Linked DNA regions of Homo sapiens: region 1 is linked to region 2. Evidence: chromatin contacts called from ENCODE Hi-C data. All regions are on one chromosome and are shown on one strand. The core of a region is the stretch at or near the end of the contact, and the rest is flanking DNA. Distances in the headings are between cores, read along the strand shown.

Region 1 (2,805 bases), core at 306-2,805, 240 kb before region 2:
GGAGTGGTTGTAAGGATTGGATGAATGAAATATGAACATGTTCACACCTCCACCTGGATATACAAAGTGTTTTATAAGTATTAGGGATATTAAATTGCATTACAAATGCAGTTTGCAGGAGGATAGTTTACATTTTTAGGAATCGTTTCACATCCCCAAAGGGGCACTGAAAACCCATCAGTTGCAAATGGCCCTCCTTAGACCGTTCTCAGCTCCTGAAGGTTTGCTGGCCCTCCCTTTTTACATTATAAATGGGAATAGGGCTTCCTTTGTGTTAGAAACAACAGCCCTGACACTGAGGGATCCCAGAGACACACACAGGAGGAGAAAGAAACACCAAAGTTCCTATCCCCAGATCCATCTTCCTTTTGGGAAACTGGAAGTTGCAGCAAAGTTCACAAAAGACCATGGAACCCAAAGTTGGCCTCTGCCACTGAGTTGGCAGGGCCCTATATCATATGCAAAATTGCAACTTTCTGACATGAGCCATGGGGCTGAGAAGCTAAAACTATACTCCAGCTGCCCTTTGATCTGCAATAAATGCCAGGCTGGACACTCTGGCAGGAAAAGCTATCATCGGATTTGGGTCTTGTTGCCCAGGAGACAATGGGCTGTCTTGGGCTTCTTCAGGCAAACAAAGAGTTAACCAAGGCCACCTTCTCAATCCCGTTTCCTTTGGGCCGACTAGAGGTTGTTTCCTAGACTTTCTGTTCCCTTATTCAATTGAAGATGTGTACTAATCCCCCAAATTCAAAGGGGAGGGGGTCAGAAGCTATAGAAAGCATGGCTCTTCTGCAAAACTGCATGGAGAAAGAGCTGAGCAAGGGCAAGAGCCTACAGACCTGGATTCAAGTCCTGGCTTTTGGACTGGCCACTTTCTAAGCTTCTCTCAACCTCAATGTTATAAAAATACCTGCATTGCGATGGGATTAATAGAAGCCCAAACCTCAGCACCGTGCAATATACCCTTGTAAAAAACCACACATGACCACTCCCTGAATCTAAAATAAAAATAAAAATACTTGCATTGCTTTCCAACACATAGTTACTGCAAGAATCAAGCAGTAATTTCTATCACTTATTTTGTGCCTAGTATATACTGGAATCATGGGAAGCACATTATTTCTAATTTCTCTAATATTCACAACATTTCTAGGAAGGTAAAATGGTCTAATTAATCGCCTTTTTCAGATGGGGAAACTGAGGCACAGAGCGATGAAATCCATTGCCCAAGATCACTCAGCCAGCCACAGTTCAAACCCAGGCAGTCTGACCTTAACCGAGGCCCATTTTAACTTAGGTCTACTTTAACTTATATCTTACTATTCAGCCAACCGCCTGAGTTCTGCTGGAGAAACTGAGGCCCGGGGAACGGAAGGGATCAGATCTCTGGCTTCCAGGCCACAGCTCTTTCCACCACCGGTGGAGCCACTGCCCATGATAGACGTGACCGCTTAGGTAACTCAGAGCTGGGTTAAGCAACCGAGCAATTCAGTTCCGTTATTTCTTGAGCAGCAAAAGCCCCAGATGTCCCTCCCGGTGTTCATGCTTCGCACCTGTGTGCGGAGAGGCACCAGACCTGCCCTTACCAGAAGCCAGCCAGCACGCACAACCTAAGCTGCTGGCGCTGGGTGCGCTGAGGCTGTTGGCGCTGGCGCTGGCGCTGTTTCTGAAGTCCCTCTCTGCCTAAGATTGGAGGCTCCGCACCCAGCTCAGACATCTCGGGTGCCCAGACAACGCTCCAACCGCCCCAGCTGCCCAGGGATCCCATTCACAGCTATAACCCCTGCACTGCCAGGAGGTAGCCGCCCGCGGGACCGCCAGTGCGCACTGAGTGGCAAGACTCCCTTTTATGTCCAGGAATGAGGCACGCATCGCAGCCGCGTCCGCCGCCAAAACCGACTTCCCCCACGGGCGCGGAGGCAGCCGGTGCCACCCTCCGACCGGGTTGCTTACCTGTCGCACCGCGGGTCTGGGTGACAGCAGGGAGGGGCGTGGAGACCGAGAGCAGCATCAGCAGACACCAGCACTGCCCGTTGTTCCTCCTGCAAGATGTGCCCGAGGGAGAAAAGGTGAGGCGGGCAAGAGTATTGGAGGGGCCCGGGACGCGAGGAAGCAGAGAAGCGGGTCTTACCTTGGTGCCATCTCGCGGGTCTGCGGAGCCCCGGAAGGCGCGCGGCTAGTCGAGCAGAGCGTTGGAGCTTAGCGGAGGACGAAGGGTCGCTGAGCGCTGGCCGCCGCGCTCGCCCTTCCTGCAGGGAACAAAGGCGGCGCTCGGCAGCGGCGGCGGCGGGCAGAATCCCGGCTCCCGGCCCGCGCCCCGAGTCACCCGCGCTCTGAAACCCGACTCCGCCGCGCCCTGCGCTCCCCCGCGCGCTGCGCACTCACGCCCGGGGGATACCGGCCGCCCCGGCCGCCTCCCCACGCCCCTTTCCCCCTCGACGGACGTGCGCTCGCCTCTGCTGCCTCCACCCGCGGCTGCCTTATGTAACCTGCGAGGAAAGCCCCGCGCCCGCGTTCGTTGGGGCAAGCGGGATGGGCTCCCTCCCGCCCTTAAGTCTGTCCTGTCGGGGCTGACCCGCAAGAAAGCACTCTTTCACAGCCGCTGAGGGAATCCTCTCCACAGCCCAGGAAGGCTGGAATCAGTGATTTCCTTATATGATGGACAAGGAGACTGAGGCTCAGAGAGGTGGAGCGTATGTCCCAAAGTCCCAAGCTGCACTGAGCTCCTAGATGCTGTGACCCACCCTGCACGCCTGACACATGGACCGACTTGAATGCCCAGGAGTGGACCTGCCTGGGGGC
Region 2 (2,700 bases), core at 198-2,697:
CCTCCTGGAGAGGAAACTTGCAGTCCCACATCCCTGGCTCCCACTGCACTGTGCACGGAGTTCCTGCTGGCTCTGGGTTCCGGTCCTTCAGTAGCTCTGTGTGCTTCCACTAGCTACAGAACCTCTCTGAGCACCAGTGTATTCGCCTGTAAAGTAAGGGTGAGTAACACAGTATGCTTACAGGGCAGTTGTGGGGATTACATCATAAGGCACACAGTAAGTACTCAGCGAAGGTCAAACTTCCATTCTTGTTACAAGGTCGTCGATATCTTCCACAGTCCCTGGTTCAGGCTCAAGTATGTTTTGTGATTTGATGTCCTACTGTGTTCCTCGCATTAATCAGCCCCTGGGACTTTATAGATTAATGATCACGTTTCCTATTCTTGAAGTATGCAGAGGCACAAGGAACCCAAGGTCTTAGGTCAGCTCACTCGGGTACATCTGGCTCGGGACTGCTTTGGCTAAGATTGGCCAGTGCGACCTGGCAGAGAGAGGGCCAAGTCCAGGGGCGCGCGGCCCCGCCCTGGCCTGAGGATAGTGCTCCCACCCCGGGAGACTTCTAGGGCGGGGCCCATCAAGAATGGGGACGCGGGGAGGTCAAATGCCTGGAGGGGGCGGTAGCGCACGTAAGGTTGGGACCCCAGCTTTGCTTGGGGTTGGCAAAGGGCGGTCGCTCCGTCTGGTGGGGAGGAAAGGGGTGTCCTCAGCCAAGGCCCTAAAGGCCGGGCAGCCTGGCACCAACGGGCGTTCGAGCACCCGTGGGCGTCTTCAGCGACCCCCGGGACTCGGTCAGGGGCTCGTGGGCGCCAGAAAAGAACGGGAGAGCGTAGGCTGCAGATGCCTCTGGGACGCCTTCGTGGAACATTCTCCTGCCCAGACCTTCCCGGCCAGACCTCCGAGAAGCGGTTCCAAACCACCGTGCAGGTGCTACAGGCAGCGCTCGGCGGAGCGGCGGCGGCCACTGCGTGTGCCAGCGCGCGGTCCCGGTTCCCAGATCGCTGTCCCCGGGCGCTCTGGTGCCTGGAGGTCAGCGGTCGGCGGGCAGCGGCAGCTGGCGCAGCGGAGGGCCGGGGGCGCGTGTGTGCGTGTGCTGGGAAGGTGGCCCTCCCCGCGGCCGCCGCAGCGCCAGCGCCTCCCCCTCCCCCGGCGCGCACGGCTCGTCCCCGTCCCTGGAGGCGGCCCGAGCCGCCCCTGAGCAGCCTCGCCTTCGCCTCCCGCGTTTCCTGCCGTCCGCCCTCCCCCGGCCGAGCTCCAGGGGCTGCCGCCTAGCAGCTCCCGGCGGGAGAGCGGTTCAGAGCGCGCACGGGGGCGGGCGGAGGCGGCCCGGTGCGGGGCGGCCGCGCTGGAGAGAGGCGCGCGCGGAGACGCCGGCCCCCCTCTCCGCGTTTGCTCGCTTGCTCCCCGCCTCCCGCACTCCGCTCGCTCCCACCCCTTCCCGGCGTGATTGATCCGTCACGGGCGCCGCCGCTGCCGCCGCCGCCGCCGCGGCCGTTCTGAGCCGAGCCGGAACCCTAGCCCGAGACGGAGCCGGGGCCCGGGCCGGCGCCATTGCGCGGGCGCCGCGGGAAGACCTTGGCGCGGGGCGGCGGGCCGGGCCAGGCCATGCGGGCCGAGTGAGCCGGCGCCCGCAGCCCGCGGCGCGGCATGGCTTCCCCGCGGAGCTCCGGGCAGCCCGGGCCGCCGCCGCCGCCGCCACCGCCGCCCGCGCGCCTGCTACTGCTACTGCTGCTGCCGCTGCTGCTGCCTCTGGCGCCCGGGGCCTGGGGCTGGGCGCGGGGCGCCCCCCGGCCGCCGCCCAGCAGCCCGCCGCTCTCCATCATGGGCCTCATGCCGCTCACCAAGGAGGTGGCCAAGGGCAGCATCGGGCGCGGTGTGCTCCCCGCCGTGGAACTGGCCATCGAGCAGATCCGCAACGAGTCACTCCTGCGCCCCTACTTCCTCGACCTGCGGCTCTATGACACGGAGGTGAGTGTCCGGCTGCCCCTGCCGTCGGGGCTTCGGGGGGCATTGGGGTGGGTGGTTTGGACACAGGCAACCTCCGGCCTTTGGTCAGATCCCCGATTGACCGGCCCGCGCCTGCCGAGGGCAGAGAGGGCTGGTGCCCAGTGTTCACCCCCGCGGTCCTGCTGGGCTTGGCTGGCACAGCTGGTAACATTTGCCAAGCACCCCCTCCTCTGGTCTTATGTGTGTATGTGTGTGTGGGGAGGGGTGGGGGTGGGATAGAAGACTGGGGTCTCTTTTGACCAGAGAAAAAGGAGTGGAGAAGGTGGGGGCTGGACCCCCAAAGGCCTACATTGATTGTCCCTGTCCAGGTCCCGCTCATGGGGCTGCGAGGTACCGAGTGGGAGGAACAGGCGCATTGACTGCAAACTGGGCCACCCAGGGCCGGAGGGGCCGCGGGCCTGCTCACAGGCCCCCAGGGAAGCCGAGCCGCGCTTTGAGGTCCGGAAGGCTCCGGAACCCAAGGGGCTTGAGCGTGCAGCGTGGCTGGGCGCCTGGTGCGCGCCAGCAGCTCTGAGCCCGCTCCGCGCGGGCAAGTGTGGGGCCACCGGCTCTGCAGCGCTTCTGCCTGGACGTGCCCGGCGCTGCCTGTGGCCAGAGCGATTTCAGGAGACCCCTGCCTCGGGTTAGTTGCTCAGAAAGTGCCCTGGCAGTTCTCGTCCCGGACGTGCAGTGGTGTCCGGCCGCGCCGCTGCTGTT

The links. A loop is a pair of places that touch in the nucleus more often than their neighbours do. Pooled maps may share reads with other maps.
Region 1: a pooled map shows a loop between it and region 2 (4-fold over the local background). The contact joins the promoter of COL15A1-AS1 here to the promoter of GABBR2 in region 2. A Hi-C loop is called at or near these places in 1 of 50 pooled maps.

What each region holds. Positions count from the first base shown.
Region 1 is chr9:98,943,402-98,946,206 of GRCh38, reverse strand. It overlaps COL15A1-AS1 (COL15A1 antisense RNA 1), which reads left to right and starts at 1,555. Exons shown (of 1, transcript NR_198999.1): 1 at 1,555-2,805. It overlaps COL15A1 (collagen type XV alpha 1 chain), which reads right to left and starts at 2,300. Exons shown (of 42, transcript NM_001855.5): 1 at 2,135-2,300; 2 at 1,957-2,045. The coding sequence starts at 2,145.
Region 2 is chr9:98,707,682-98,710,381 of GRCh38, reverse strand. It overlaps GABBR2 (gamma-aminobutyric acid type B receptor subunit 2), which reads left to right and starts at 1,447. Exons shown (of 19, transcript NM_005458.8): 1 at 1,447-1,965. The coding sequence starts at 1,645. RefSeq lists enhancers at 61-355, 2,108-2,678.